Linked DNA regions of Mus musculus: regions 1 and 2 are each linked to region 3. Evidence: chromatin loops called from intact Hi-C (ENCODE). Cell type or tissue: heart. All regions are shown on one strand. Links, peaks and the distances in the headings refer to the core of each region. The heading gives the core; the rest is flanking DNA.

Evidence for each region. A loop is a pair of places that touch in the nucleus more often than their neighbours do. Peaks named below come from ENCODE experiments on the same cell type or tissue, not always from the same donor. Only the 100,000 strongest peaks of a DNase experiment are listed, where the experiment ranks them.
Region 1: a loop joins it to region 3, with 1.9 times the contacts of the local background. A loop is called at or near these places in 2 of 42 quality-filtered maps.
Region 2: a loop joins it to region 3, with 2.3 times the contacts of the local background. A loop is called at or near these places in 4 of 42 quality-filtered maps.

The regions. Positions count from the first base shown.
Region 1 is chr8:120,460,567-120,471,202 of GRCm38, reverse strand. It overlaps a transcript of Gse1 not described here. Among named protein-coding and RNA genes, the nearest start is that of Gm51556, 25 kb to the left of the region's middle. In heart, for the core only: no CTCF peak of the experiment used is centred there; DNase peaks (open chromatin) are centred at 4,621 and 5,254; H3K27ac peaks cover 2,648 bases; H3K27me3 peaks cover 1,321 bases.
Region 2 is chr8:120,501,126-120,511,761 of GRCm38, reverse strand. It overlaps a transcript of Gse1 not described here. Among named protein-coding and RNA genes, the nearest start is that of Gm51556, 16 kb to the right of the region's middle. In heart, for the core only: a CTCF peak has its summit at 4,994 (motif pointing right); a DNase peak (open chromatin) is centred at 6,571; H3K4me3 peaks cover 1,330 bases; H3K27ac peaks cover 2,604 bases.
Region 3 is chr8:120,400,656-120,411,291 of GRCm38, reverse strand. It overlaps a transcript of Gse1 not described here. Among named protein-coding and RNA genes, the nearest start is that of Gm39264, 61 kb to the right of the region's middle. In heart, for the core only: a CTCF peak has its summit at 6,579 (motif pointing left); a DNase peak (open chromatin) is centred at 6,538; H3K27ac peaks cover 1,578 bases.

The sequences.
Region 1 (10,636 bases), core at 2,815-6,814, 61 kb before region 3:
TACTGACTCTTCCTCTGCCTGTGGCACCTCACTCATCCCCATGTGTACAACCTCAGGGGTTCAGATAACAACACGATACCTAGATGGGACGGCCATCCACAACAGGACATCCCATCACCCTAGTGGCCATCACAGTCACCATCACAAAGGAACAACAGCTCTCCCTCGAAACCCCCTTCACCCCCATCCTTAGCCTTCACATCACCCCACTCTCCTGTCTCTCTGTGTGTCCCCCAGGGCAGGACCGATGTCTCTGTACAGCCTGGAAGGGCACTTTGCCTGGCCTCCACAGCTTGCAATTTATAAGGTCTTATAAGCTCTTCACCCCTGCCCATCTCTTTTTGTTTTTGTTTTTGTTTTTCGAGACAGGGTTTCTCTGCGCAGTCCTGGCTGTCCTGGAACTCACTTTGTAGACCAGGCTGGCCTCGAATTCGGAAATCTGCCTGCCTCTGCCTCCCAAGTGCTGGGATTTAAGGCTTGCGCCACCACTGCCAAGCCCTGCCCATCTCTTTAGCACTCTCCCAGCCCTTCCTCTGCCTCAGCACCTCTCACCTGTGCTCCCCCTCCTCCCACCCTCCATTTCCTTCCCCCAACCACCCCTCTTCCTGGATGCCTGCTTCCTCCACACACCTCACAGGCAAACTAATCTATCCGTAGAGACCATGATGAGAACCCACTCGAAGCAACATTTCTCTATTCCCTTCATTTCCAGCTGCAGTGACCCTCCTCTCCCAACACGCGCCCCATACACGTCCTCCCTCATGCACAACCATTTCCCATTTTCATTCTTTATCATATTTACTCAGTATTGGGGGTGGGGTGGGGAGCGGGGAGCACATGTGAGAGTGTATGGCGCGCGGTGCACCGTGTGGCAGTCAGACTACACGTTGAAAAAGTGGCAGTTCTCTCTTTCCATGATGTGAGTTCTGGAGATCCAACCCAGGTCCTCAGGGCTTGGCAGCAAGCCACTGTCCCTGGTGAGCCATCTCGCTGGCCTCTGGGTTCATCTTTGTGGGCAGCTGATGTGACTCTCCTTTAGATGTCATGTGCGTGGGCTTTATAGCTAACAACTCTCCTCAGAGGGAGTAGTACCCCGTCCCCTGCAGAAGGCATTCACACCCTAGTAAGCGACCACTGCCTCCTTTGTAGGCTGGTGCTATCTCTGGGCCTGTGACCCTCATCCTGGACCTGACACCGGCTGCTCTGGTCCAGTGGCAGCTCTAGGCAGGTTGCTCATACATGATGGTACACCATCCATCTGTCTTCATAACTTATTATCTGCTCAGAGGGTGCGCACACGGGTGAGCCGTCCCCGGAACAGGCAAGGAGAGCAGCAGGCACTGCCCACCAAACTTCCAGGCATATCTGAATTCTCCTGCCACTGAACCGGCCCCTCCTCTGGACCACCTGGATGCCACAGGAGATCCATGGAGGCAGGGAGGGAGGGTCCCCAAATCCTACCCCTTGGGTAGCATTTCTATAACTCCATTCTGGCACCTCTACTCTGAACTTAATTTACCATCCACACTGCGGCTACTATAACAGATGAGCTGATTGCACACTGATAAGTCTTAATTTACCCTGAAAAAAAAAAAAAACAAAAAAACCTGGCCCAGTGGAATTCTTAGGACATCAACAACCCCCAGCAACAAAGGATGGCCTTTCCCAGTTAATGGCAAAGCAGGTTAAAAGCTAATTGCCGGAGGCTGCTGAGATGGATCAGTGGTTAAGAGCCTGTACTGCTCTAGCAAGAGGGTCAGAAGTCAGTTCACAGCATTCACATGGCAGCTCATGTCCACCTGTAACTCCTGCTCCAGAGACTCACAACCTCTTCTGGCCTCTGTGAGCACTGTGCTCTTATGTGTGTATGTATATATACACACATACACACACATATATACATGTATATATACACACACATATAAGTATATATACACACATGCACATATATTCATATATACATATATATACACATATATACATATACATACATACATACATACATATATATATATATATATATATATATATTTAAATTTTTAAATCTTAAAAAAATCTAACTACCATTTCTGGTTTCTAGAAGGAGATGATAGTCCTCTTAACCTGTCTGTCCTTGGAGATCAGCAGGAGACAGGCTCCTTCATCTTGCCCAGATGAAAGTGCTTTGTCAACAGCTTCTCATGGAACCCCCTTCCTGTGTTGTCCCCTGCTGCTTCTGTACTGTCCCATCTTCCTGCTCCCAGCCTCTGTCTGCAAACCTCTGACCTCAGGACCCTGCACCCTGACTCCAGGGGTCCTGGCTACTTGATGTCAGTGTGTTGCCACCCCCTCTTGCCTCATCTGCAACCGCCAAAGGCTGGGGTCAAGCCTGGGTCCCCCGTGTCCCTCTGTAAACCTTATCCTTCATCTGACAGATGGGATGAGGATCCAGGCTTGTGTCTGGGTCTCAGAGCTAGCATGTGGTCAATGCAGCTGGTGCCAGGAAGGCTTTTCATAGGGTGCTGGGCACAAGGGGGAACAGGGAGATTGTCAGAACTGGAGCATTGGCTGTTGAGAGCCTGCAGGCTATGGAGGGAAACCGAGGCCCAAGTATCATCTGTATACTTGATACAGCTCAGCCTGGTGCTATTGTCCTGGAGCTACGATATCAGGAACACTAAGAGGGGCATCCATAATTGCTCCTTGGGTCAGGTCAATTCAGCCCATCCCTCCCCCTAGAGGCATCCAGGATGTAGGCAGGAGGTTTGAGCTGGACTCAGGCTTGGCCATGGATAGACCAACCAAGACCACCTTCACACCGGTAGGTCTGGGTACAGGTACTAACGTTTAAGGAAAGACTATTGCTACAGCTGCTTCCGAGGACGAAACTGCTGACCAGAGAGGTTCAGTAGCTTGACTAGGGCCAGCAAACAAGTATGAAGACAAGATGTCAATCAAGACATCTTGAGAACAATATACACAGTATAGACATGGCTCACCTTGCTCTCGTGAAACATGCAAGTACCTGGGATGGAAACCTGAACTCTGGGCTCTGTGTGTGACTCTAGCTGGTATCCCACCCCGAGGAAGTCTGCCGACCCATCATGTACCAGGACCAAGGGTCAATGAAGGAGGAAGACAGGTCTGGGACTGACTGTCCCCCATAGCCCTAGGCAGCCTCAGATCATGCAGACAGCCTTCCTACAAGTCTGAAGTAATAGTCCATGGTCAAGGGAAGAGACAGCAGCCTGTATCTCTAAGGGAGAGGACCTCTCTCATACCAGGGTAAAGATGCCACAGGCACCCACCAAATCCCTCAGAGCCCAGGCCCTGCATATGTGCACAGGTGTGTGGGTAGTGGCTGCTTGGTGTAGCGGCTGACAGTGATGCAACCCAGAGGTGACTTGCAGCAGAGGTTGTGGGAAATGATGGCAACCCCCAGGGGATCCAGGTCGGCTGAGGGCGGGGTCTCCCGAGCAAATCTTCACACTGTGAGTCACTAGTGGGCCCTACGCAGGTGGTGCGGAGCTTTGGGAGAGCCTGGAAAAGCCGAGAGAGCCAGCATTGCCAGGTAGCTGAGCACACTCCATGCTAAATCCCAGGTTTGACCCAGACTCCTAGGCTGGAATGTGAGCAGGTCTAAGTGGCATGTGCCTGTGGTGCCAAGTCCCCTGAGGGATGGACAAGATCTCCACCAGGTACCCATGTGCCTCAGGACTCTTCTGGAGTCCCCCACTTCCTCCTTCACCTGCAGAGCCTCTGTGTGACAGGCTGTAGAGCAGGGTGCCTTCCTGGGCCCAGGGTGCCATCCACAGTGACTGCCACATACCAGTGTTGGCACCACATGCCTCTTATCCTAAACTTCAGGAGCAGCTAGATGGTAGCCCAGAGAAGCTGAAGACCTTTCCCGAGACACACAGCTAGCAAGAGGCAACCAGCAGGCGGGATTCCTGGTGTTCTGCTCATGAGGCCTGAACTCTGAGGAGGCTTCATTTCATTGGTGACTTCCAAGGGACAAAGCCTGGCCCAGCTTCCCTCCAGAGAGCGAATGGCCTGCCAGCCAGCTTTGGGGAAACTAGGGAATCTGGGGGATGGAGCCTTTCATCTCCATAAACAGCAGTCTCCAACTGAGAGCTTTAATTCCAAGAGGGAGCAGCTGGTCCCTCAGTATAGGTGGGGGACACAGAGCCCAAGCTGGGCACTCAAGGGTTGGAGATACAGTGTCATCCTCCACTCAGGGCCCTCCTGATTGGCTGCCCTTCTTTGTCTCAGATTGTGATGGCAGTCAGGCAGGTGTGGGAGCCCTCCCCTGGGGAACTCTCAGGTTCCTGCAGTGGACAGGGAGCCTGCCAGGGCTATCCCCTGAAACCTACATTAGGTTCAGAACCACTCAGAGGACCCTGCCCCACTATTTCCTAGGAATTGCATCATCCCCAGCTGCTGGGTTGGGGGCAGGAGGCAGCCTGGGCTCCCTTAATCAGCCCCCAGGGCTTCCCAGATACTCCCGACCCAAAGACCATTTCATCACCCAACACACCGCTGCCTTTGAGGGGACCCGCACTGCATCTGACACATCTACATCACAGGCAAAGCTTACTGTGAGGCCCAAGACTCCGTAGCTTCCCGTTCCCTCTGTGGGCGGCCCGTAGGAGCTCAGTTTTCCCAGCTACAGGATGGGTACGTGCCGCTTGACCACCACCTATCACGCAAAGGTGTGATAGAGGGTGTTCAGCGTGGCCCGGAACTGAAGAGGCCTTGTGGCAGATCCTGACCACAGCTCTGGGGGGTGGGGTGTGTGGCACAGGGCAGATGAGTAGGTTCCATAGAGAAGTGGTTTCTTCTTAGTATTTCCCACACCTAATAGGACCTGGAAGAAGCGGGGTGTGTGTGTGTGTGTGTGTGTGTGTGTGTGTGTGTGTGTGTGAGAGAGAGAGAGAGAGAGAGAGAGAGAGAGAGAGAGAGAGGGAGGGAGAGAGGTACTATTGAGACTCTGAGGCTGGGGTGAGTGAAGGCAAGCCCCAGAGTCCTTACAGCTCCTACCTCCCAGGTAGCTCTAAGGCCCACAGGGAAATTAAGGCTGAGAGAGTGGGTGTGGTCTGCCTTCCAAATGCCCCTCCACCCCCCATGGGCCTCTGAGGATTCCGAGGAGGCTGAGGTGGGAGGGCAGAAGCAGGAACTTCCCAGCCACCTCTGCTGGCCAGGACCGTCAAGGCATGTGAAATGTGAACGCTGTCCAGTCTCCTTGGCACACTCAGTTGCTGGGATCTTGGGGCTGCCAGGGCCTCATTAGCACAAGATCTTAAAACAGCTATGTGGAAACCCTGAGCGACCCCCTGGGCTGAGCGCCAGCAGGCTCCGCATTGTAACTAAGTGGGAAAGCTGACAGAGAAACCTCTGCCAAGCACAGTCCCTGCCCCCCACAGTCATCCTCCCTGATTCAAGGGGGGCAGGGGGAACACCCCGCTCCCCACTTCAAATGGGAGCACCGAGGAGGGAGGAGAAGGAAACCTGATCCTATCCAAAAGGGACTTCAGAGATAGCCGCAAGACTAGATTGGAGTTCAGAGCATTCCCAGACAAGCAGAGATCTGGTTAAGTGGGGCTGGTACCTAGGCCTCTCAACACCATAGGCTGAGCCTGGGGCAGGATCCTTGCCAGAGAGGAAGAGACCCAAGATGTCAAGGAGGTGGGCAGAGGTGAGGCTCCTCAATGTGAGGGTATGGGTGAGGCATGCACACAGGTGAGGGTCTCTTGTCAGGTTTATTTTACATTTTGATACAAGGTCTCTAGGCAAGCCCTGGCTGTCTGGGAACTGTGTATACCAGGCTGCACTCAAAGAGATCTTCCTGCCTCTGCCTACTGTGTGCTGGGATTAAAGGAGATCGTACCACTCAAAGCTCCTTCTGGTCTAAGTGTACATGAAGTCAGAAATCAAGCCCCCAGGGCCAGTATTCTTTGTCCTCTGCCCTGCCTTGGGAGCCCCCCCCCCCCAAATCAATCCTGGACAGCAGCCAATGGTCACTAGCTGCTGGGCAGGTCTTCTGGGACTGTACTGAACCCAGAGGTCTCAGGAAGACCTTGGACAAACTGCTCCACTAGGCCAATCTTACCCCAGGCCTCCTGGCCCTGAACAATGTTCAACTCGGCCAGTGTCTTCCAGGCTGTCTCTGGAAGGGCTTGACCAGACATCTGGGGACTGTTGGTATCTGATGCCCATCATGCCTGGGTCCTTCAACTAGGAAGCATCCTCTCTACTTCGAGAGGACTCTCTTAGGTGCCTGAAAAGCCTTTTCTTCCGCAAAGGGATAGTGGTGTGGGGAGGGGCTCTCAGCCTCCTGACAGGCCGGAAGTTGAAATAGGAGTAGAGCCCAGGACAGTTCCTAAGAGGAGTACGAATTCTCCCCTTGAGATGCCTGAGCCTGCCAGACACTCTGCTGAGGTCTGAATTCCCACAGCATGTCAGACTGTGGGGGAAAGGGCATTGGGGAGGCAGTGACATCATGGGGGCAGAGCCTCAGCTTGGACGCTGCTGGTTAAAGAGGCCCAGAGGCTATCACAAAAGGCCATCCTGAGGAGAAAAGGCCAGATCCTGCCTGTCAGACAATCTAGTCCAGACACACTTTACTATCTAGCTGGGATGTAACTCTGTTGGTAGAGCATTGCCTAACATGCACAAAGCCCCAGGTATCCTGAATCCCAGCACACAGCAAGTCCAGGCCAAGCAGAAATGCTGTCTCAAAAAAAAAAAAAAAAAAAAAAAAGCCGGCGGTGGTGGCGCACGCCTTTAATCCCAGCACTTGGGAGGCAGAGACAGATGGATTTCTGAGTTCGAGGCCAGCCTGGTCTACAAAGTGAGTTCCAGGACAGCCAAGACTATACAGAGAAACCCTGTCTTGAAAAACCAAAAAAAAAAAAAACCAAAAAAAAAAAAAACAAAAAAAAACCAAAAAAAAAAAAAAACAAAAAAAACCAAAAAAAAAAACAAAAAAAACCAAAAAACCACAAAACTACTTTTAGACTCCTTGCTCACAGTACCAGGCTCCCTCCCGCTAAGCATCTAACCTTCTGAACCGAACAATGAACTTGGGTGGAAACTCCCCCACCGAGGGACCTGACATGTGACAGGCCACATGGAGGCACACAGGAGCCCTGGCATGTTCAGAGGGTGTGAGAGAAAACATCATGCCCTGGGGAAGCCCCACACTGGAGGGCACGCCTGGCTCCTGATCACACATGATGGATAACAGTGATTTGATGAGGTCATAGCTGAGGAAGGGAGACAGCCCACAGGTCTCAGACACCCAACACTGCCTGGCTTTATGTGTCAACTTGAGCTAGAGTCATCTAAGAGGAAGGAGCCTCAGTAGAGAAAAGGCCTCCATGGGATCCAGTTCTAGGGCATATCCTCATTTAGTAATCAAGCGGGAGGGCCCATGGTGGGCGGGGCCATCCATCAATGTGGGAGGGCCCAGCCCATTTCGGGTGGGGCCATTCCTGGGCTGGCGGTCCTGGGTTCTATAAGAAAGCAGGTTGAGCAAGCCATGAGGAGCATGCCAGTAAACAGCACCCCTCCATGGCCTCTGCATCAGCTCCTGCCTCCAGGTTCCTGCCCTGCTTGAGTTCCTGTCCTAACTTCCTTTCCATGAAGAACAGTGCTGCGGACCTGTGAGCCGAATGAGCTGCCTCCTCCCCAACTTGTTTCTTGGTCATGGTGTTTCATTGTAGCAATAGAGACCCTGACTAAGACAGTCCCGGGAGTGTCCCCAGAAGTGACTGGTGCTCTGAGCCCCAGGGTGGGGGGTTGGAGGTGGGGGCAGCTCTGGAGTCTCTTGGCTCTATCATGGTCCATGTGGATACGGGGGTAGAGAAGAAGCACCACAGGTCACTCTAGGGCTGGGAATGTACAGTTGGCAGAGTATTTGCACGGCTTTACAGGAAGTCCTGAGCTCCATCCCAGCATCCCATAACCCGGCATGATGGTGGTGCACCTGTAACCCTGACACTTCAAAAGTACAGAAAGCAGGTCAGGAGGTTAAGGGTTATCTTCGGCTACAGAATGAATCTGTTGCTGTTTTTAGATGGCATATCACTATGTAGCCCTGGATATCCCAGAATTTACTCTGTACACCAGGCTGGCTTCGAACTCAGCGAGCCGCCTGACAAATCCTTTTTATGTCACATGCGTATACCTCAACACATCCCCAAACTTAGGCATACATCTGGGGCGCTGCTATATATGTGTACACTGGCAATGTAACCCCTGAACCCCCAGACACATTCAGCCTTTCAAATCAATCATCTTTCACTCTTGTATAAGACACAGCTCTGGCGTGTTCTATATCCCTTATTTTCCTGCAAAGGAAATTGAGTCATGGAGGGTAGTGGGTGGTTGAAGACAGGGCTGGGGCTGGAGGCTCAGTAGGTTCACAGTGACTAAGCCTTAGCTCCCAGCTGTGTGACCTCAGCCCCGTCACACAAATACCTCTTGGTATTTGGGTCTCTGGTGTAAAACGCTGTGACGGGTACCTCCTGGACTCACAGGTAATGAGATGGCACAGCACACAGCAGGACCCAGGCCACATTGGTTCCCTCTCCCACCTCCCACGCTCAAGAGCCCTTGCATCCGGAGAAAGCTGACTCTGTCAGTTACCACCAAGGCCCTTCTGCTTCATGGCCCACTTGGGACCCGGAGGCGAAGATTCCCACGTTGCTGGGACAGCGGCCATCCCAGGCAGGCCCTGCAGGGAGAGATAATCCAGCTGGCAGTTCACTGTGCCGGGGCTGCAGCTCACACATCTGTCAGAGCATCCAGTCTGGGAAGCTTGTCCCTAGTGCATCTTGGGGACAGGGGCGGAAAGTGTGGGGAGGCAGGGCACTTGACAAAGACAGGCCCTCTGCGAGTGGAGATAACGCTGGGGGCACAGGGTACTGAATCAGTTGTCGAGCGCTGCTCCACATGCCAAAGGGAACATCTCGGCCTCCCCGGTCACAGGCTTGTATTGGCTGTGATTCACCCAGGAGCCAAGCTTTATCTAGCTCACATTATTGAGGCCACGAGGCAGACACTTGCTGCAGCCTGCGAGACTCCCTCGGAAAATATTAATATGTAAATGTCACTCTCGGAAGACCAGAAATGAAATGAAATGACCGCTGTAGGAAGCTCCGCTGGGGAGATAAAGAAGAGAAAGAAAGGGCTTCATGCTGCCTGGCCTGGGGCGGGCGGCGGATCAGCAGAGGGGGCAGGCAGGACCTGGGGGGCGGGGAGGGAACTATTTTTAATCATTTTCAATGGCTTCCTCAGCGGTGTCAGGCTTGAGAGAGCCTGTGGAAACTTTCAGGCTGTGGCCCCAGCATCAAATGTCCTCAACCAGAGGGCTTCCCAGAGCTCTTGGGAGCTGAGGTACTTTTGGTTCCTGCCGATCCTACTGTGCACCTCACAGACGGGATGAGGCTCAGGAGAGAAGTGGGGCCAAACTCCGATATATGGCTTTAGGGGTTTCTCTTTCCTTCTTTTTTTTGGGGGGGTGGTTTTTAGAAAAAGGGTTCCTCTGTGTAGCCCTGGCTGTCCTGGAACTCACTCTGTAGACCAGGCTGGCCACGAACTCAGAGATCCACCTGCCTCTGCCTCTCGAGTGCTGGGATCAAAGCACTGCCTGGTGGGTTTTCTATTTCTTTCCCCTAGATCAGGAAAGGCCTCTCTTCCTCTTCCTCTTCCTCTTCCTCTTCCTCTTCTCTTCTCCTTTCCTCCCCTCTTCTTCCTTCCTCTCTTCCTTTCTCTCTTCCTTCCTTTCTCTTTCTTTCTTTCCTTTCTTTCTTCCTTTTGTCCTTCTTTCCTTCCTTTCTTTCTCCTTCCTTCCTGCCTGCCTTCCTTGCTTCCGTCCTGTCTCTCTTCTTCCTTGTCTCTCCTAGAGGTGAGTATGATGTAGCCCTGCAAGGTTCATGGAACTCCAACCGGTTTCCAAGCAGGGACGACAGACTTAATCTTAAGGATACTGCAGGAGGTGGTCGGGCCCAGGAGGAAGACCAGTAATAAACATGGCCAAATTTGCTTTCCAACCTGGGCCCAGGAAGGGGCTGGCCCTGAACTCTTCCGACACCATCCCCTGCTTGCCCTACCGATGTGCCTCTGGGAAAGACATCCAGATGTGGTCACGGTGGATGGTACAGTCTGGTCGCTCACCAGCAGCAGGGCTCAAGGCTCCACAGGAGAGAGGTGAGAGAATGGCTCCTCTCCTATGTGTTGAGGCACAGAAATGGCCTCATCTGCAGGTGGCGGTGTGTCCCCCACCTGTCCATAGAGAACTCAGAGCTCTGTGCAACCTGGCTGCAGGGTACCTGGAGAGGGACTATGTTCCTCCAACTTCACCTGCTCAGCTGGTACACCTCTGCCCTCTCCCCCTGGGAAACAGGCATGGCTCTGGCCCAGCCTTTGGCTGTCATCCTGGGTTTACTCAGAGCCCTGTCTTTTCCTATTGATCACTACTAAACCACACAGCAGACATTCAGTGAGGCCCAGGCCCCTGAGCTCCCGGGAACCCACGCTTCATCTTTCTATTGTGCTGGGCTGCCACTGAGTCCCAGATGCTGGGCCTGTGCCAGGAGCGGCTGGGCTCCAGGGGGCTGAAGGGATTCCAGCTGGACTTTGTGGCCGCCTGCCC
Region 2 (10,636 bases), core at 2,878-6,877, 100 kb before region 3:
CCGAGTGTTCTCGCCTCTCTTGCTGCCACAGCTAGAGTGAGAGCAGAGGCCCCCGGGGAAAGCCTGGCATCTCCACCCTAGACAGCCCATGTTGCAGGATCTGCTTCCTATAATCCTCTTGGGGACTTGGAAAATGCAGAGTTCCAGGCCAGCCCCACCTTCCTATGGGAAACACAGCCCAGGGGGCTTGTGTTTCTATACACGCTGGGCACCTCTCTGGGGGCTGACGGCTGGGGAGGGGGCAGGACTCCATCCTTCCTGCTCTAGAAGGCCGAGGTAATGAAAAGCAGGCAGGAGAACTAGGCAAGAAATCAGTCTCATTTGCCCTAGGCTCAGAAAGATCCAGGCACCAGTGTCCCTGGTGCCTGTCCTTCAATATGTAGCCAAGAGCAACAAGTCCCCTGTCCCCTGTCTCCTCCCCAGCCTGGTGGAGCTCCCATGGAAGGCTTGCTGGATCTCTCCACACTCTGGGAAGCTCTTCTCCAGCCCTTCTCGACCATTGCTACGGGGCTCAGGCCTGTTAGGGGTGAACAGTTCTCATCCTGTCTCAGCTTAGCATCTATCACCACCTTCCCCGGCTTGGCAATTTGGCCTCCCTATCTCCTGGCAGTCAACTTGCCTATGTTTCAGGAACTTAGGGTACCTCCCCCACACTGGTCCCTCCCTCCAAGTATGAGGTTGTGGTGGCTCAGGCTGCTTGGGAGGCTGAAGCAAGAGGACCATAGTAGGTTCAAAGGCCAATCTGGGAAACTCCAGGGAGACTCAATCTCAAAATACACAACAAAAGGGCAGCTTGGTGGCAGAGCTGAGCTCATTGGCTAGCCGTGGGTCTGATCACCTAATACCACCACCCCCTTCTCCAAAAATCGCCTGCCCCTCTAGCAATGGGTCTGGTCCTTCAGGGAGGGACCAGAAGATAACAGGAGGGCTTCCTGCACAGGCCACCACGTACCTGTGGGAACATGGCAGGGGTGCCCTCCTCAGTCCTAGAGGCAGTTAGTCCAGGACTAAGGTGCAGGCAGTCTTGGTGCAGAATGCTGGGGTGTGTGTGTCTTACACACATACACACCCTGCCAGGCCCCCTCACTTCTGCAGCGGGGGATTCAGCCTTCCTGGGAGGGATGGGGAAGATGGCTAAAGTGTGTGTAGAGGCCAATTCCTGGCTTCTGAAACAGATGCTACTTAAGGGGGTGGGGGGAGGGGGCGGGCAGTGCACAGGAGGGAGCAGGAAGAAGGAAAAGGAGATAGGAAGCAGGGGAATAAGCCAGGAGGGAGAGAGGCAGAAAGGAGGGGAAGGGGGCAGGGGTGGGGCTAAAGGGGGGAGGGGGAGGGGAAGGAGAGGGAAGGGGAGAGGGCAGGGAGAAGGGAAGGGGAAGGAGAGGGAAGGGGAGAGGGCAGGGGGAAGGGAAGGGGAAGAGGACGACAGGAAGGAGAGGAGGGGGGCAGGAGAGAGGAGGAAGAAGAGAGAGGGGAGGAGGAGGAGGAGGGAGGAGAGGGGGCAGAAGGCAGAGCAAGGTTAAACTGCAGGAGACCGCCAGGGGGAGGGGGAGGGGGAGGGGCCCCAAAGTACTCTTCCCTTTCTGCGGTGGTAGCAGTTGTGGCTTTCTCCCCTCTCCTCATGGTTCCCATGTCCAGTGCCTGCTCTTCCCCTGCTGAGCTCACTCACCCTATCAGCATCCTACCCGCAGCAGTCGCTCAACTTGGGAGATTGGACTATCCGACCAGCCCACAGCCTCCTCTGCTTCTTTGCTCCCCTACAGCAACTTGACTCCAATAAATATCCAAAGAACCATTCAAGAGCAGGAAAATCCACAGCTTGGGACAGAAGCCAAGCCCCAGCCCCAGGGCCTTGGTACCTGTCATCTGATCACATGGCTTGTTCTTCCCAGGGGAGCTCCCGGGCTGTCCCCCTTTCTCTAGAGACTGAGCAAAAAGCCACTGAACGCCGGATCACTGGATCTCTCCACAGCCCCGACACCCACCCTAGCATCCACCCCCGCTCCCCCATAGGGCAGGGGCACAGCGTCGCTCACTCCGAGCCTAAGCTGAGCCAAGAAGTCATGTGTTCTCCCAGCACGGAAGGATCAGGAGCCAGTACCTGATACGCAGAGAGCCCCAAGGCCAGTTCTGGTCTAAAACCAGAGTCAGGTTCCTTGGAGGGCTGGCCAATAAGCAGGAAGCTAGGCCAGACAACCTGCTTCAGAGGGTCCCCAAAGCTCAACTCAGGGAATCCCTGGGTCTCCAGGACACGCCCCTTTGACCCCCACACGTCACTTGCGCTCTCCAGCCCTCCTCCAGGGGCGGTCTAGACTCCCACAGGCGTAAGGACAGCACAGCCCCCAGGTCCGAGGATTACCATACATTAAGACATAATTCTCCATGGAAATTTACAATACAAAGCGCCCCCACCCTGGTGGCTGTAGTAGGAGCCTGGATACAAAGCACTGCTGTGTCTGGCAGGACCCCAGAGCTGGCCCCAGCTAGGCTTCAATAGAAGTGGGTGGGTCCGTCTCCCGGAGCCTTTTCCTTGCTCTGGGCAGAAGCCCCGCCCTCTGGGAGGGCCCTCTGGTGGACTGCTCTTCGAGAGAGGACTTCACTATTTCCTTGCCCTGGCCCTACCCACTGTGGCACCCTGAAGCCGTGGCCCCAAGCTGACGCTATTGGGATTTCTCTCACAGAGTTGTCTGTCCAGGGAAGGGATGCCCAACACAGGTAGAACCCTAAACCTTGGTTTCCCTACTGACTTACTCCCTCCATCCAACTGACTTATGGAATGTACTCACTATGTCCAAAGGCTGATCATCCAACTGATTGGCTCCTGCTGTTCACGCACCCGCTGTGTGCCACTGTGCGGGCACCTGTACCACGCTGGAGACAAGCAGCAGAGGAGAACCCATGAGCTGGAAGCATTTTGGAGAGAGTTTATTGCTCCGCTGGGAGACACCCCACTCCTGGTCTCAGGAGCTCCAAGGTGTTGCAAGAAAACATGGACAGGAACATGATGGGTCAGGGTGACAAGGACAAGGGTGAGAGTGTTGGGTGTGGGGCTCTGGATGTGGGGAGGTCTGAATGAGCAAGAAGCTGTGTGTACAGGGGCTGCGGGGACCACACAGTCACATCATGGCTAGCACAGCGGAGCAGGAGAGAGTCCCCAGAGAATTCCCAGCTCCGTCTTAGAGAGAGACGGAGTTGGGAATTCATTTCACCTAGTGGACCAAGAGGCCTGAGGCTTAGGGAGGGGCAGGCCCAGGTCTGAATCCCACCTCTATGATTGCCATGCACAAGGCAGTCAGCCCTTCTTGGACTCTGCTCTTTGCAGATGAAAGCTGGTAACAGTGACCATGCACGCACGCACCTGTCGCACTGGAGCGAAGGGTGTGGCCAGAGAAAAACCGGTCCATATGGGTTCCAGAGAAGCCTATCACTGGGGAGACGGTCTAACTTTCCATCCTGCACTAAAGCAACAAAGCTGTCCATCTGTCATCTATCTGTTTGCCATAAAACTCCGGAGAGGCCTAGCCAGCAGCGACCCTGGGGCCACTTCCCAGGTGAGACTAGGATTCCATGGTAGAGACGCCTCCACCGACCCCAGCAGCCTGTTGACCAGGGACAGGCTGGGAGAAGGCAGCCTTACCAAGAACCATAGGCCCATCACTGCCTCTGATTCTAGAGAACAAAGGCCTCAGCCTCCACTGCCAGGCTACTGAGCTGAGGAAAAGCGCGAGAGAGGTGGACACACAGCTGTAGCATCCTGGGGCCCAGATGCCGCACAGCATCCTCAGACCCAGCACAGCACCTGCAGACCCAACATAGCAGCCCAGACCTAGGCACAGCATCCAGACCCCGCACAGAATCCAGGCCCCACCCACTACCCCTAGATCTAGCACAGCACCCCCAGACTCTGTGCAGCACCCCCGGACTGCACAACACCAAACCATCCTGTTCACAGGCAGGGTGGAGGTCAGCCCAGGTAGTAATCCACTAGCAACAGCTGACGTGTTGTAGACCAGCCTGGAGAGCCCCACTGGAGATGCAAGGAGCCAGAGGCGTCAATAACCTGAGTTCTGGCCTTCATCAACCTTGGCTTCTCCCTGAATCCTCTGGCTACGGGTAGGAAGAAATCTAGTTCTCAAGTCAGGCAGAGGTTGACCATCTGTGCAGAACTATTCCTGGGAAACAGTGACCCTTAGCCTCTGTCCTATGCTTAGGTCCTGCCAGTGCCTGGGTCTCTCTCTGGGGCTCCCTCCCTCCCCTGTGTAATGGACACATGGGTGGGCGGAGGGCGACTCAGCCTCCATGGGGGTATACAGCAGGTACTCAAAAATTCCCAACTCTTTGCCGGGTGTGGTGACGCACACCTTTAATCCCAGCACTCAGGAGGCAGAGGCAGGCGGTTTTCTGAGTTCGAGGCCAGCCTCGTCTACAAAGTGAGTTCCAGGACAGCCAGGGCTATGCAGAGAAACCCTGTCTCGAAAAACCATAAAATAAATGAAATAAAATAAATCCCCAGCTTTGTTAGGTGTAGCACAAAGGATTATGGGGTGTCAGATGTCTCTGCGGCTAACTGGGTTTGGGGACAAGAGATTCTCCCTGTCAGGCCTGTGTTCTGCTCTGGCTGACCTGAATCCCCCCTCCCCTGCCGCCCTGTAACTTTTGTCATCATAAGCCCCAATCTACACCCTACTTCTCCACAAGGATTCAGTCTACATTTGTCCCCCCTCTCACCCCTATTCCTCCTCACCACAAATATCTTCACGACTTGGACCCCAAGTTTCCCCACCACAGAAGGAACTCAGTGCAGGGGTGTTGGAGGTGGGTCACCTGGCCTGCAGAACCTTACTTCCTGTCTGTGATACCCCAGGCAGGGTGACATTGAGGTCCTTCACCTGGGACCTCCTGTGGTCAGGGAAAGGCCTGAGGAACATTAGGGCAGCTGTGATTCCTGTGGCATGCCTCTCAGTGACAGATGCCACCCACCGCAAGGCACCTTGGCTCCCAGGGAAAGTGTGCAACCGTCCAGCAGGGGTCAGACAGATACTTCCTACATCCTTCCTAACACAGAGCAGACACACCCTGCACAGCACCCCAGACCCTGCACAGCACCCCAGACCCTGCACAGCACCCCAGACCCTGCACAGAACCCCAGACCCTACACAGAACCCCAGACTCTGCACAGCACCCCAGACTCTGCATAGTACCCCACAAAGTACCTCTCAGTACATGTTTAACATCCAAGACCCAATACAGTTCCCTAGACCCACACAGCACCCAGATCTGAGAAGGAGTCCCAAGGTAGCACTGGGGAGCAAACTGCACCTGTAGCTAGCTCGGCTCAGGGCCAGGCAAAAGGTGACAGAGGTAAACCCAGCTTTTACGTTGTAAAGACAGCACTGTAGATTTCATAGAGCCAGGTTGTTTTCAAACTCTGGTTCCATCAAAGACCCTGCACAATGGCGGGCACAGCAGGAGCTGGGGGGCCACCCAGCAACCCCCAGCCTCACTACATATTAGCAACTCACACTGTAATGCTGCCTTCCAACACCCTGTGCCGAGGGATAAAATCCTCAGGTGGCCTTTTGGGGAGGTCAGGTCTGTGCCAGTGGCCGGCCTTCACTTGGCCTTGTTCCTGGCTCCAACCTGGGCCCGGGAGTACAGGACCAGCGTCCTGGCTCTGGTACTGCCGCCTGCGTGGATCCGGCTGTCCTCAGGACCAGGCGCTCATGAACACAGCTGTCAGACGCACTAAAAACAGGAAGAGAAGAAAACCCCAACAAAACGGAGGCAACATACCAAATGCCAAAATACAATGAAAATTCAAACAGCTAAAACAAATATAGCCATGAAAAGACGGGAGCCCTCGCAACGCCGTCTCTACAATTAAGCAGCTTTCTGCTCTACGCTGACAGTCACCTAATTATACCACTAATGACAGTTCAACCTGCTTCGAAATAAAAGGCCAGTTTCCACAACGGGAAACCAGCTGTTAGTTACACATGTCAAACATCTTTAAAGCGTTATTATTAGGGGGGAGAACAACAAAAAAATCCCTATAAAATGAACGCATCCATCTCACGCCCCACTCCACGAGGGGGGGAAAATCACAATTAGCCATGTGCTTCTGCCCAATAATAATAAAACGTGAACACACACAAGGATACGGGGGAGGGGAGAAAGAGAGAGATGGGGAAGCCGCCCCCTCAGGGTCTTCTAAGGGGCTCCCCACCCTGTGGTGCAGGAGGAGGGTCTGTGTTTATTTCCTTCCTCTGCGTTTTAAATTCCTCTTGGTGAAGCAGTCTCAGGGACCAGGATATTTATGAGCTGAGCTGATCTCCCCGGGGGCTCAGCCAGGGCTCTCCTGGTACATGAGGCCCTGTCAAGTGCCTGTCTGGGAGGCAGTTAGCGGCAGCCGGAGCAGCAGCAGCCGCAGGTCGCGGAGGTGGCAGTGGCCTGGCTGCCCCCGGCCTCGTAGACATATGCTCGGGCTATTCCCTGCCAGCATGTCTTCAAACCGTGCGAGCCTTTGACATTCTGGAGGCGCAATAAACACCCGAGTTTCTCTTCTGACAATAGCCGAGCGGATTTAATTAACTGGGGCGGAAAGGGCTGCGGCGGGAGGGGCTGGGATCCAGCTACAGAGTGGGGATTAACCTTTAAGACCAGCAACTGGCTGGCAGGGTAAGGGGACCGCGGCCTGCTGGGGGCTCAGGCCAAGCTTACTGCACCCGCAGGAGCACTGGGGTGGGCAGAGCAAGAGCAGACACAAGGAACTGCGGGGGTGGGGGACCACAACTCAGGACGCTCCCGCTCACCCTGGCGGCAGCTGAGCCACCCCTGGGAGCTCTACGGTGGTGTTGGGGGGCGGGGCTCACCAAGGGGTCTGAGGTGGGGTGGGGGGTGGGGTTAGGGGTTGGGGGTGGAGCGAACCCTTCCAATCCAAGCCAAGCCATAAGAGGGCAGCTGCCTGGGTATGCACTGTTCAAAGGCACCCTTTAGCATCAGCGCAGTAGTCCGGAGAGGGGTGTGTAACTTGGGCCTCCTCTCTAGGCCACAGCCACGCCTGCGACTTGACCCCTGGGCCTTGTCCAGTCGAGGAGAGACAAGAGACAGCTCATGGGTTGGGTGGCTGTGGCTTCCAGGATAAGCACAGCAGGGTTGTGACAGGGGCAGTAAGGATGTCTGAGCTGCTAACATGCACAGCTGCTGCCAGGAGCATTCCTGGTTGTACTCCGGCCTCCAAGTGCTGTGTGACCCCCCGGGCAAGTGGTTTTCCATCTCTGGGCTATAGCTGAATAGTGGGCACTGGGCCCTTCACAGGCCTGGTTCTTCCTTAGCCAGGAGAGAGGCGTTCTGGCTGCCTGCTAGGGAGAGCCATTTATCCTTACAACTCCCATGGCCGGCCCTTGATAGCTTCCTCTCTCAAAGGAGTGCAGCCAGGCCAGCTCTCTGACCAGCTGGACATCCTCCAAGAACAACTCAGCTTGGGGCCTGCCTGTCACAGCGGGCAGAGGGAGGCAGGGCCTTCCCGTGCTACCAAGGTGGGATGGTCTCTTCCAGACTATGCTCAAGGGAGGCTGAGACCATGGAGGTCCTGTTTCTGCTTGGTGCTGGGCCTGCCCTACTGTGAGATGAGAACACAGTGGCTCTAACACCCACTGTCCCTACTGTGGTCTCTTTTCTATGGGTGGAATTCTGACAGGAATAATTTCTCCCAAATTTCCATCCCAGAAACACACAGACCCTTACGGACAAGAAGTGCACAACCTGGGGCTGGAGAGATGGCTCAGTGATTAAGAGCACTGACTGCTCTTCCAAAGGTCATGAGTTCAATCCCCAGAAACCATATGGTGGCCCACAACCATCTGTAATGTGATCTGATGCCCTCTTCTGGTGTGTCTGAAGACAGCTACAGTGTAACAGTGTGTACTTAGATATAATAATAAAATAAAATCTTAAAAAAAAAAAAAAGTGCACAACCTGCCAGGTGTCTTTATTCCTGGTACTCAGGAGCAGAGGCAGCTGGATCTCTGTGAGTTTGAGGCCAGCCTGATCTACATACAAGGTCCAGGACAGCCAGGGCTACACAGTGAAACCTTGTCTCCTGGGGGACAGAAGCTGCTACCTCTGGGCCACCTGCTCTGGTCTTGGGCCTGTGCTGAACACAGCCATCGAACACCCCAGAATTCACAAAGTTTGTATTGTTTTTCCAGACAGGGTTTCTCTGTGTACCCTTGGCTGTTCTGGAACTCACTCTGTAGACCATGCTGGCCTTGAACTCAGAGATTCACCTATCTCTGAGTGCCTGAGTTAAGCCATCATCACGCCCAGCTGGTATGAGGCTCCACTGTGCTACGGGGACAACGAGGCTCAGACAGAACATGGCATCTTTTAATGACCCTGAGAACCAGCCTCTAAGGCCCACAACTCGAAGAAATGAACCCTGTCCACACAAGGCCTGCCTGCCATACGTGGGCTCATGGGAGCCAAGAGAGGAGTCAGTATCTCGGTGGACTTGTGTCCCACCACGGAGATGGAGCTCTGGGCCATGCGTGAAAAAAGGGATTCGGAGAGCCCATGCATTTGGGGTCAGGACCCTGCAGTAGTGGGGGTAAGAAAGCTGAGAGGCTAGAAAAGGCATCTGCAATCTGACCAGCACAATTTAAACCCTGCCCTACCACTGACTGACTGGTTGTACAACCTGTCCCGGACAGCTCAGTCTCTGCACACTTTCTTCTTCAGTGTGAGGCTAAGGTTAGATGAATGAATCCACAGAAGCCACCCCTCCAGTCGCCATCTACAATCCAAGTCCCCCATAAGTATAAACATCTTCCCCACACCCCCAGCCCACACAGGTAACACCCCTACCCCCACCTCCCCACTTCTAGGCTGTTATCCCACCCTCCTCTCCTGGGATGCCTTAGGTCTTCATCCTGTATTTTTTTTCCCACCCAGAATGTTCCACTGACCCGTGGGTCCCCCTTTGGGACCTTATTAGCACCTATCCTATGGCATTGCGGAGGGGCTACTGCACTGGGGAACCCCTGCTGGGGGTCTCTTTCCAGCTCTGTTGCCTCAAACCTACTCTGGAGAGGAGGGGGAGGGGCCACCTGGAAGAGGCAAAGCCGACCCACTCACAACAGTGGGCCTACCCCTTCCTTAAAGAAACTATCTCCCTTGGGGGTTCCTGCCCACACCCAACCTTATTTCCTCATTTTGTGGACGGGTACCTCCACGGTGTCCCCAGGCTCTCAACATGTTCCACTGACAGTGACCTGCCCCTGCAGGGAGGACCTGCCAGGCTCTGTAACCTCTGATCTGTCCCTGCAAATCCCTCCAGTGTTTACTGTCAGGTTCCTGGTATGTGTACACACACACACACACACACACACACACACACACATACACACCAGCCTCAGGCTCAGCAGAGTCTCCTTAAGGTCCCAATAGCTCTAGGAACCCTTACTTACACACACACACACACACACACACACACACACACACACACACCCACCAGGTGCTCAGGCTCAGCAGAGTCTCCTTAAGGTCCCAATAGCTCTAGGAACCCTTACTTACACACACACACACACACACACGCACACGCACACGCACACCAGGCGCTCAGGTTCAGCAGAGTCTCCTTAAGGTCCCAATAGCTCTAGGAACACACACACACACACACACACACACACACACACACACCAGGCGCTCAGGCTCAGCAGAGTCTCCTTAAGGTCCCAATAGCTCTAGGAACCCTTATACACACACACACACACACACACACACACACACACACACACACACATACACACACACACACACACCAGGCGCTCAGGCTCAGCACAGTCTCCTTAAGGTCCCAATAGCTCTAGGAACCCTTACACACACACACACACACACACACACACACACACACACACACACCCAGGCGCTCAGGCTCAGCAGAGTCTCCTTAAGGTTCCAATAGCTCTAGGAACCCTTAGCTCCAGTGTCTGCACCTGCCCCAGGGCTGAGACCAGCACTGCCTTCTGTATACTTCCTAGTGACTGGGGTCTTGATCTCTAACTGCGCTGGCCAGCTTGGCAGCCACCATCCAACTCAGAAACAAGAAGCACATGACAAGCACATGACATGCACATGTGGCACATGACAAGCTTCCAAAGCTTCGGACATGAAGCCAGGTGCTGGGTCTCAGGTAACAACGCAGATCTAGCTCTGCTCCTAGGGCGAGGCCTGGGAAGGGTGCCTACCGGTGGGGGCTCAGGAGTAAGTCCTTACTACATAAGGCACAGCTCCCTGGAGCCTTTTTTTTAGCAAGATACAGGGTCCTTCTAAGCACCCAGCCCAGCTGTGACACCTGAGAGGCAAACCACTCTCTGTCCCCATGTGACCCCTTTAAACACCCAGTCCACACTCATTAGCTGCATGGGGTACCACCTCCTGCAGGAAGGCCTCCCGGTTTGCTCTAGGCTGGAGTCAGGAACATCCCAGGATCCAGCCCAGGGAACTTGCAGCCTAGGAGGCAAGACCTATGACTAACTTTCACTCCTTCCCCCTGCCTGGGCCTGGCACAGCCAGGTGTCGAGAACTGGCTGGCAGCTGCCAAGCACAAATGTCTCTTTCCAGCCAGGCCAGGGACACT
Region 3 (10,636 bases), core at 4,349-8,348:
TTCAGACATTGCCAACTGTCCCCTTGAGCAAGCCGGATCATCTCTCCCGGAGAGGATAAAAAAGCTCCTCTGAGAAACCATCACAAAGACGCAGCACCGACTGCACACAGACTATGCTCTGTGCGGGTGCAGCCTGCAGAGGCCAGAGGGATGGAGGGCTCCTAGGAAGACAGGCTTCAGCCGGGCAGAGCATAAGATGGGGCATGACTGGGGGATGAGGGGGTTCCATGAGGGACATACGTGCCCCATGAGGAAGATCGCAACCCACCCAGAGCTACACAGCAGCACAGGCTGGATGTGGGACCGGAAGAGCAGTGGTCAGAGCTGGATACTCCTAGGGTGCTGTTCTAGGAGTCAGTTATGAACAGCAGACTGTGCTTTAAGGAGAGCCGGGAGCTGCGCCCTAATAGATGCTCCATCGACTGCCTGTGCCCCACTTCTCTGTCCCCTACTCAGGGCCTTGATAGGCCTCATGGCCATTTCCTGATTGCTTATTTAACATGCCAGGGAGCTTACAGGCCTGATGTGATATAGGGGGGAAAAAAGCCACACCAGAGACCTTTGACCCCTGCAGCCAAGGAGTTATAGCATGTTCTTGGTAATATCAACCCAGGGCCCTCTTAGAGTACATGACGGCCAGTAAGGGTCCTGTGGCTGTCACAAAGGGACTTGGGTTTCTATTGCTAGCCCACCTCTAGCTCTGACAGACACGCATGAGTCTTCTGGAAGCCAAGGGGATGCTTCCCCCAGACAGCTAGACATAGACTAGAGAACCCTGCTGGGTAGGCAGGAGAGCTGGGCAGTGACCAGGGGGTCCCTTGTGGCTCCTGGTAAGCCTGCGTAAGCTGTGACTGCCTACCTCTCCCTCACTGGACAAATAAGGTTCTCAATCCAGAACTGGGAGGGACAAGGTGAGACGGAGACCCCACAGTGTACCAGTGGGAGCTCTGGTTGGAAGACAAATGTCAAGTGACAGCAGCCGGGGCTTGTCACATGCCAGGACAGGTACAGGATGGCTGTCAGGAGTGTGCATGGGGAACAGGTGGAGTTATTCTTCAGTGGGGGTGGCAGCGCTCTGAAGGGCAAGGATAGCGTGTGTAGGTATGTCACCGTGCACACGTGTCTACAGTCATGGGACTATAGCCACTGCATTTCTGGGTTGAGTCACCTGCTGCGTACATGATAGTCTGAACCTATGCGCATACATGTGCACGCTGCCCACTCGTGCGTGCGTATGCTCCCTGTGCATGTGCCTGTGCCTATGCAAACCATGTTATACATGTATGTGTTATGTGTGTTAGACAGTGTGGACCAAAGGCTCTCCAGACACCCACCCTCCTCCACAACCTCATGTGTGTGAGCGTGTACATATGTGCCTGTGTGTTCTTCTGCCTGTCATGTCTCTGAACAAAGTACACCCTCTACTCTGCAAGCAGACACCATCTGTCTCCCTTGCCGCTTGGCCATTTGAGCCGTTGTTTGGGGGGCTGGGGGGTGGAGACCTCCCTGCAGAGAGGACCAGATGGTGGAGTGGACCATTTCCCTACCGGCCCTCCCTGTGGCCCACCCTGGCCTCCGGGCCACCTGGGGCATGGCAGGGCACCACTCCCAGCCCTGGTGCCTCAAGGCTGCCCTGACCCCCTGGCCCCAGCTCCACCACAAGTGGCCTTTTGCCCCGGCCACATTAATCTCTGTCCAGGTCAGTTGGCTGAGGCAGGAGAGCAAACAGGGCAAGTCCCCAGGGCGTGCAGACAGAGTGGCTGTCGAGTGACCCCCAACAGCCCTGGCTCAGGGCTCAAGAGGGCAGAGGGCAGAGGGCGGAGGGCAGAGGGGTGAGTTCCCATGTGTCTCCGGACCTTCAGGGATCTGGAGGGGGAGACAACTTTGTCCCCAGCAGATCACTGCTGCAGGTCAACCGCTTGTCTCTCAAGCAGGTCATACAGTGGCTCTGAGAAGCACAGGGTCTGTACTTCCTCACTGGCCATTCCAGGTTCCCTGGGGACTCTTGAGGCAGCTGTCAATCACTTGTGTAGTTATTCAATAGATAAACTGCTGAGACCGAGTGAGCAGGGCACAGGGCTCCCTCCCAGACCAACTGCACGCACTAAATTCTGGTCTCTCACTGCCTAACTGCAGAGCCTTGGTAAGGGGTATCAACAGAAACTGGGCCTCAGTTTCCCGATCGCACTCACATTCCAGGCCGCTCTGTGGCCTGGGAGAGGCCCACAGGCCTCCGACTCACAGACATCACATGCATTAAGGGAGGTGCCAAGAAGGGAGGGTCCCAGGCATCAGCAGGAGCTCCTGCCAGGGCATCCTATTTCCTTTCTACATCTCTGGAGGATGAGACCCAAAAGAACAGGAACAAAGCTGCAGGACCCTGGGGGTGGCAGAAGCTCTGACTGTCAGGTGTGCTGTCTATTCCAGCCACAGGGGAGGGGGAGGGGCAGGAACCACAGGGAGGCAAGAGAACAGGCAGGAATATGGTGGCCAAGGCCTGAGCTTCTGATGGCTCTTTATAATGTACGCCCTGTGCTGAGAACTTTCTAGCCACAGAACCCCCAGAAAGTTCCAGGCTCTTTCTTGTACAAAGATGTTAACAGCTAAAGGGTCAAAGGGGAGCTGAGTCTCCGCACACCCCCTGCTGGCTAGCCCTAGGCCTGGAAGGAAACAACGTGAGAAATGGATGTATGTATGTCTGCATTCTGTACCGGAGGCACAAGCCCAGGCAGGGCAAGGGACAGGGCCCAAGTAATGACTGATGGGCATCTGGGCATCCGTGGGCTGCTTCTTCCTGGGCTCTGATCCCTCACAAGTGCGGGTGGTGTGGGAGCTGGTTTCCGCTCTCCCTGCTACCATTTCCCTCCCAGGCATCATATGGCTTCCTGGGGACAGCAGGGGACCTGGCATTTGGCCTCTTCGGGCTTTCTAGACATGAGATCAAGGAAGGGAGAGTGATTTCCTTGAGGTCAGCTCTCTGTTTACATATGAAAGGCCCCCACTTCCTCCGGGGAATGGGGGCTGTTTAGAGGAGGGGCACAGAGGGTCTTGTGACCCCAGGAGTCCCCTCAAGGGCCTCTAATGAGGTGGTCAGATGGTAGGAAGAGGCTGTGTGGACAGGCCCCTTGAACAGGCCACTTCTTAGTTCGTGCCTCCCCCTCCCTTCCCTTAATGGGGAATTTCATGGGTGTGGTAGCTTGTGAGAGAAGCTATGCCCCGCCCACCTCTGCCATCTGTTCAAGGCCAAAAGTCACAGGGAAGGGGTGAATAAGGAGGGGAGGGCCACTCAGTGGCCTGACCCCCTCCTGTCCCACTCACTCACACCAGATGTCTCCAGCCCACCCCGCTGCCAGGAGCCCACCGAGGTGGATGGGGCTAGTCCTGGCTGGGCCGGGCCTGTGGCTCCCTCTGCAGTCACAGCACAGCCTAGCAGCACTGAAGCCTCACAGGTGTTGATGGTTAGCACCTCCCGGCGGCCTGCCCGTCACAAGTGGGGGAACTTTCTCGGTCTCTCTCTGGGGTTTGAAGTTTGGGCTGTGTGAATCTGGCCAGGCCTCCAGGGGGCACTGGGAGGGCACATCCTACCCCAGAGATTCATCTTTGTCCCATGGGGGTACCAAATTCTGCTTCCTTGAGGCGGTACCCAAGCAACATGCCTCAGACAGCAGGTTGACAAATTCATACGAGGGTGTGGATGGACGAACGACAGGCTTGCACACGGGAGCCGGAATTTAGGGTTAGCATAGGGCTGAGCCAGTGGCTGCTGTGTGACCTGAGGCTCAGGTCTTGAGATCTCTGGGCAGTTTGTAGATAGCATTAAGGGTAGATCTGAACAGACTCTATTAACCCTGGACTGAGGGAGGCCCCAGCCACCTTAGTCCCAATTTCTGAAAGGCTTCTGGAGATAGAGAGTTTTCACAGGAAGCTGCCCAGCAGAGCCTCCACAGGGGACATTGTAGCTACAGCACCCAGCACCCGTCCTCACAGGCAGGACAGATAGGGCCCAGGGGAGTGGAGGCACCCTCTGTCATCCACTCCAACATAGGAATCCCTCTGCCTGGATTCCTGTGTGGGGACACTGGCCACATGTGTGCAGCCAGTTCTAAGAGACCAGGACACATGTGGGTCTGAGCTGGCCTGGCCCACCGCAGAGAGGAGAGAGGTCTGTGCATCACTTGGGAGGACTGTGAGGTACCAGGGCATCCCACATAGTCTTCTCCCTCCCAGGTGACTCCCATGAGCCCACAGGCTCCGTCCCTCCCATGACATCAGATGCCAGATGAAAGAGAACACACAGTTCTACAGCTGTGACAGGTTCAGAATCCCAGAGACAGGGTGGCAGCCGGCAACGAAAGGCGCCATCTTTGGATCTGTATAGGGGAAGCAGAGTAGCTAATCTGCAGGCCAATCTGCAGCCTGCTGCCCTCCCTGATGGGACTTTGCCTAACCTACAAGAAATGAAATGAAAGGCCTTATGGTAAGTCCATTGAAACCATCAAAACGCCAACATTTCTATTGTGAGCACTTGCGATACCTCAGGGGCTCATGTGACTGGTGGCTCTTTCTAGGAGTTCAGACAGGGGAACATAGAGAGGCTGGAACTGCCTGGAGCTATGGAGTTGTTAGAGATATTCAACTCCCTGGTCCTTGGTGTCCTTGTCTATAAATGTGGGCAAGAGTCCCTTCCCATTGGGCTGAGGAGAGACTCGAGCCCTGAATAAACTGCTTTGCCACAGAAGCAAAACGACCAGGGCGGAATCCCCAGAGCCAGGTGTGGTGGTGTGAGCTTTTTTTCCAACTCTGGGAAGACGGCGATGGAAGATCTGTGCGGCTTGCCAGTCAAACCTACGAGTGAGTCACAGACTTTCTAAGAATGTGGGACATTTGCAAGGGATTCATGTTAAGAGCAGAGTGAGCCATGGAGGGAGTTGTCCTTGCCTGTCTAAGTGCCCAAGAACCACCTGGACCATAGAGACAGAGAAGAGGGGACCCAGGCATTCTCTAGGAGCCTCACAGGCTGTCGGAACGAAGCACTGTCCTCAACCCTATCACAGTAAGTCTTGTGACTGACTGTACAAAGTCCTTCCCACCCATGGGCCTCAGCTTCCTCTGGTCAGGGGTTGGGCCACAGTCAGTCACACCCAGGCTCAGTCCTTTGGCACCGGAGAAACAAGCATGAGGGTGCTTCCCCTCGAAGGGTTACAGCGCTCCTTCCTTATACTACTGAGTCACCCAACAGCTGTCTACCTGCCTAGCCAGCCACTACTGTGTATCCACCTAGTCACCTAATGTCCCCACCATCCACAAGAAGCCCATCACCACTGTTTGTTAGCCATCACAGCCCTTCTCTCCCTCCATCTATCCATTCGAGTATCCGAAGTCCAGCTAGAATCCCTCATCCAACTCACTTTTATCCATCCATCCATCCATCCATCCACCCACCCACCCATCTACCATTCATCCATCCATCATCCATCTATCCACCCATCCATTCATTCACCCATCCATCCACCATCCATCCACCATCCATCCATCCACCATCATCCATCCACCATCCATCCATCCATCCATCCATCCACCATCCATCCATCCATCATCCACCATCACCACCCTCAAACCCACTTACTTCTAGACATGTGACCCTGGGCATCTGGAAGGCTGTGGAGAAAGCAAGGTGGTGTAGCCAGATCTCAGTCACAGACATGTCTCTCAGCTATTATTTTTTTCTTTATTATTATTTTTTGAGACAAGGTCTCACTCTTGGTGGCCCTGGCTGTCCTGGAACTCACACTACAAAGACTAGCCTGGGTTTAAACCTGCAGCAATCCTCCTGCCTCTGCCTCCTAAACACTAGAGTGACAAGTATGTGCCAAGCAGGGCACCCAGCCGGGACTTGACTCTCGCTTTGTCTTTTGCTCACCCTTGGTTCCCAGAAATCTCCCTGCAGGAGGATTCACGCTCAGGCCCTCCCATGTTAGTCAATGATAGAATGTTCCAGAAGCTTGGCCATCCACTCTGCCCTCAGTTCCTTATCTTACCACACTCACAGGACTTTATTAATAGCCTATTAGTGGGTAATAAATAAATGCATTTGGATGAGAAATCACCCAAGGGTGGTTGATGGGGGAGGAGGGGTGAGTTAGGGCATAAGGTGGTGTCATCTCCTCAGAGAGTGTCTCTCCACATCTGCCCAGGTGGGGATGCTCCTGCTGGGTCCCTGCTGTGCAGTGGGTCTCCAGCCCCTCCCTGAAAGGCTGCCTCTCATTAATCTTGATGAGTTTTCTGCTGAGTATTTTTCCAGGGCTTTCAAATCGCTCACTAATTGCAATTAATCACTTACTGAAACAGATGTCATGAACAATGGGCCCGGATGGTGGGGGCTTGATGAAGCTGTCAGGGGAGAGCGTGTGGGTGGCTGGGCGCTGGGTGCTGCCCTTGCCTGCCCAGGTGGGCTGGGAGGAGCCTGCACAGAGGCTGGGAGAGCTCTGAGAGAACAGAGGCAGCCAGGTCAAGCAAGGCCTAGGGTCAGAGGGGAGACAGGCAGATGCTGAGGGCTCCACATCGCCCCCTGGAGGCCAAAGACACCCCCCAAGAGAAAAGGCCTGGAATCAGAGTGAGGCCAGCTGACCAGCCGTGGGCTGTGTCTCTCACCTAAGAACTGTGCTTTCAGAGTACGTCAACACTAGAGAGCTGAGCTGCTGGGAAGCGGAGGCACGAGGATTTCAGGTTCCAAACCAGCCTGGACAATGCTGTCTTAAACAAAATCAAATTTAACAGAGGAATCTGGACTCCAGGATTCTCGTCGGAACGTAGCATTAGCTGAGAGCCATGGCCTGGGGCAGACACACCTGTGAGCCAGGCTAGGAGACCCTCAGAGACCCTCTGCTGGTCCTGGAGCAGAGGTTCTCAACCTGGAGGTCTCGACCCCTCTGGGGTAGCACAACAGATATTCACGTTATTCACATTAGGACTCATAACAGTAGCACAGCATGAGGGACTGTATTAAAGGGTAGCAGCATTAGGGAGGTTGACAGCCACTGTCCTAAGACGTCCTGGTTCTCAAGCAAGGCACAGAAACCTGGGTGGAGGGAGGCAGCCTCGGTCTCCAACCCAAGTACCATAGAAACTTGCTGTTCCTGGCCACTCCTCTGGGTTAGGGGAGCTCTGGCTGGGTTGACTGTCACCTTGAAAGTTTCTTCTCGTGTGTGTGTGTGTGTGTGTGTGTGTGTGTGTGTGTGAGAGAGAGAGAGAGAGAGAGAGATCTATGTGGTTTCCTGTCTGCCTCTAGCTGTTAACATAAGTCACTATGGTGTGCTCTTTTTCCCTCTCCCTCTCCCTCTGTCTCCCTTTCTCCCAGAATTCCATACAGCACAGGCTACTTAGCTATGGATGACCTTGAACCTCTGATCCCCGCTCTGCCTCTCTATCCCTATCCCTGCCTCTCTTGTGTTGAGATGACAGACAGGCCACCATGCCGGTTTATGAGGAGCTGAGGAAGGCCCCTGGGCCTTGGGCTTGCTATGTGAGCACCCATCAAGCCACATCTCCGGCCAGCTCTGTGTGCATCTTACCACTTCACTGTATATTCATGCAGACTTCATTCCCTGTGGTGACCCTGTGTCTGTTCCCTCATCTTTGCAAGAGGCTCTTGCATCATGGGCTGTAGGAACTGTAACAACGTATCAAGCTTGCATCTGGGGCCTAGGATGCTACGGGTGTGGCCATGCTAGACTTGGCATACTGTGGTACCCAGGAAGCAAAGTGAGTGAGATAGCCCCCATACTGTCTTGCTCCTTTGTCTTTATCTTGGCTTCTTCGTCTTCCCCCTCCTCCTCCTCCTCCTCCTCCTCCTCCTCCTCCTCCTCCTCCTCCTCCTCCTCCTCCTCCTCCTAGGCAGGGTTTCTCTGTATAGCCCTGGCTGTCCTGGAACGTGCTTTGTAGACCAGGCTGGCCTGGAACTCACAGAGATCTGCCTACCTCTGCCTCCCGAGTGCTGGGATTAGTGGTGTGTGCCATGATGCTAGTCTGGCTTTGCTTCTTATCTACTCTGCACTTAGCCCTGTTGCTAGTCATGGGGATGTGCACTGAGCAGAACACCTTACTGATGGAGCTGATGGTCTAGCAAGGAGCCAGAGAGCAAGTGCAGGCATCCCTGGCCTTGTGCTCTGGGACCCAAAGCTGGAGAAAATGGAGGCGGGGAGGGGGGAGTGGGGGGTGGGGGGGGGCGCCAGATAGAGATTCCTGAGGTTAAGAGGGAGGCTTGGTTGAAGCTGGGTGCTGAAAGAGACAGAGAGCTGCAGAGAAACAAATGTAGCAAGCACAGAGGGCCGGGGCAGATCCGGATAGGCTTGAGCTCTGAGTAAGGGGACACAGGGAGGGTTGGAGGGTGCAGGATGGTCACATGAGGCCCGGCCGACCGCCAGTGTGAGGACTCTGGCTTTGTCTCTAGAGATGAAGGCACCGTAAGCGTGATCTACACAGAGTGTGTCAGAGCTGCCCAAGAGCCCCGTGGGATGAACAGTCCTAGACTCTGTGCCCTCCGACTCCTGGAGGATGTTTCTAGGTAACCATCTGGCCCTGTCCAGGGTTGGCATCCTTCCAAGGTGCTCCTTGCACTCCAGGTATAAGATGGAAGGGCTGACTTTACAAGATGGTCGCCACACACAGAATTTGACCTTGCACATCTGGACCTGCGGAGATGTGCCTTGGGCTGTGCAAGTTGAGGAGGGACAGGAGCCTACCTTGGCCCCTCTGGTATCTGTGGATTAGATCCATACACAGTGAGTCATATGGCTTGCAGGTGTGGACTCCAGAGCTGCGGAGTGTCATGAACACATGGGTCATACACTGTGTATGTCTGCCATGTGTTGCTGGATGGAGGGGCTCTTGAAAAACAAATCTTTACATCCATTCATTCATTATTTATTTATTTATTTATTTATTTTTGGTTTTTCCAGACAGGGTTTCTCTGTATAGCTCTGGCTGTCCTGGAACTCACTTTGTAGACCTGGCTGGCCTCGAACTCAGAAATCCTCCTGTCTCTGCCTCCCAAGTGCTGGAATTAAAGGCGTGCACCACCACCACCCAGCCATTATTTATTTTTGTGTGTGCATGCACCACACATGCACACATATATGCCACAGAGCACTCGTGTGGGCTGGAAGGCAACGTTTTGGGAATCCATTCTTTCCTTCTATTGTGTGTTGCCAGGGGATCAAATTCAGGCTACCGGGCTCTGAGACCTACTGAGTCTTCTCACTGGCACAGCGATCCCCAACCTCCAGTCCCAGTAGCTGAAGAGGGTACAGACTCAGTACACACACAGGAGACAAGGACGGCTTCCCCGTGGCTGTTAGTGCCCAGGTTCATAGGTCTTATCTTCGGGGCCAGAAGTATTTGCTCCCGATCACTAACCTTCCCCAGATGGCTCCTCCGTCTGGGGACAGATTCCTGGGTTACCACAACTGGGGTTGGGGTGAATTCAAATGGAGCACCCTGAAGTAGTAGCTTACCCATCAGCCAGGTACCTGATCAGAGACTGTTCTGTGGGGCCAGCTTACAGTCTGCTTGTCACCCCAGCAGTTGGGAATGAGACTCGGTGGTTAGAGTGCTTGCCTTAGCATCCTATAAACCAGGCAGAGCGCACAGCAGTGCACACCTGCGATCCCAGCACCAAGCAGGTGGGAAGAATCAAAAGCTCAAGGCTGCCATTAACTATCTGAGTTCAAGGCCAGTCTGGGCTACCTTAGACCCTGTCTCAAAAAGAAAATTAACCCCACAGGGACCCAGGTCCCCTTGCTGAGGTGAGAAAATCAGGATCAGCAGCTCCAGGTACCAACACTAAAGTTCCCAGCAGAGGATCCTGGGCACCCTGCCAGGGAGGACAGCGCATGTGCCACTGTGACACCCAGTTAGTTCATAGGTGAGCTTTGAAGCCACTATCCAGAGCTCCAGAGCTAGTGAGCAGTGGTGTCAAGCCTGGAATCTGTGTAGCCTGGCTACAAAGCCTGGACCACACAGAAGGAACCTGACCCCCATGGCCCCAGTCAGCGTCATCCTGGAGCCCACCTGCTTGAGTTTACAGATACTCAGAACTCAGAGCCTTAACAACCTGCTGAGACTCATGGCCCTGCTTTCCTTCCTTCCATCCATGCAGGGTCAATGAGCCAGCTCGGCAGCTAAAGGTGCTTGCTACCATCCACCTGCCCATCCATCTATCCATTCAGCAATTCATTTGTCCGTTCCTCAGTTTTCCCAACCAATCATCTACCCATCTGTCGTTTAACCAACCACCTATCTAACCTTCACCCATCTACCCACCCACCTACCCACTATCTGCCCATTTGTCCAATTCCTCACCCACCCACCACCCATTTGTCCATCCATCCATCATCTAATCTGTTCATCCCCTGTCCACCATCCACTCTTCCCTCCCTTCCTCCACTTATCACCTATTCAATATTTTACCTCTCTATTCCTTTATTTCTCCAAACATCTGTCTAGTTATCAACCCATCATCCATCCATCATCCAACCATCCATCTGTCTATCTATCTATCCATCTATCATACATCCACCCACCCACCCACCCACTCATTCTTAGAGAAACAGTTGGCAGAGCAGGTTATGAATTATGT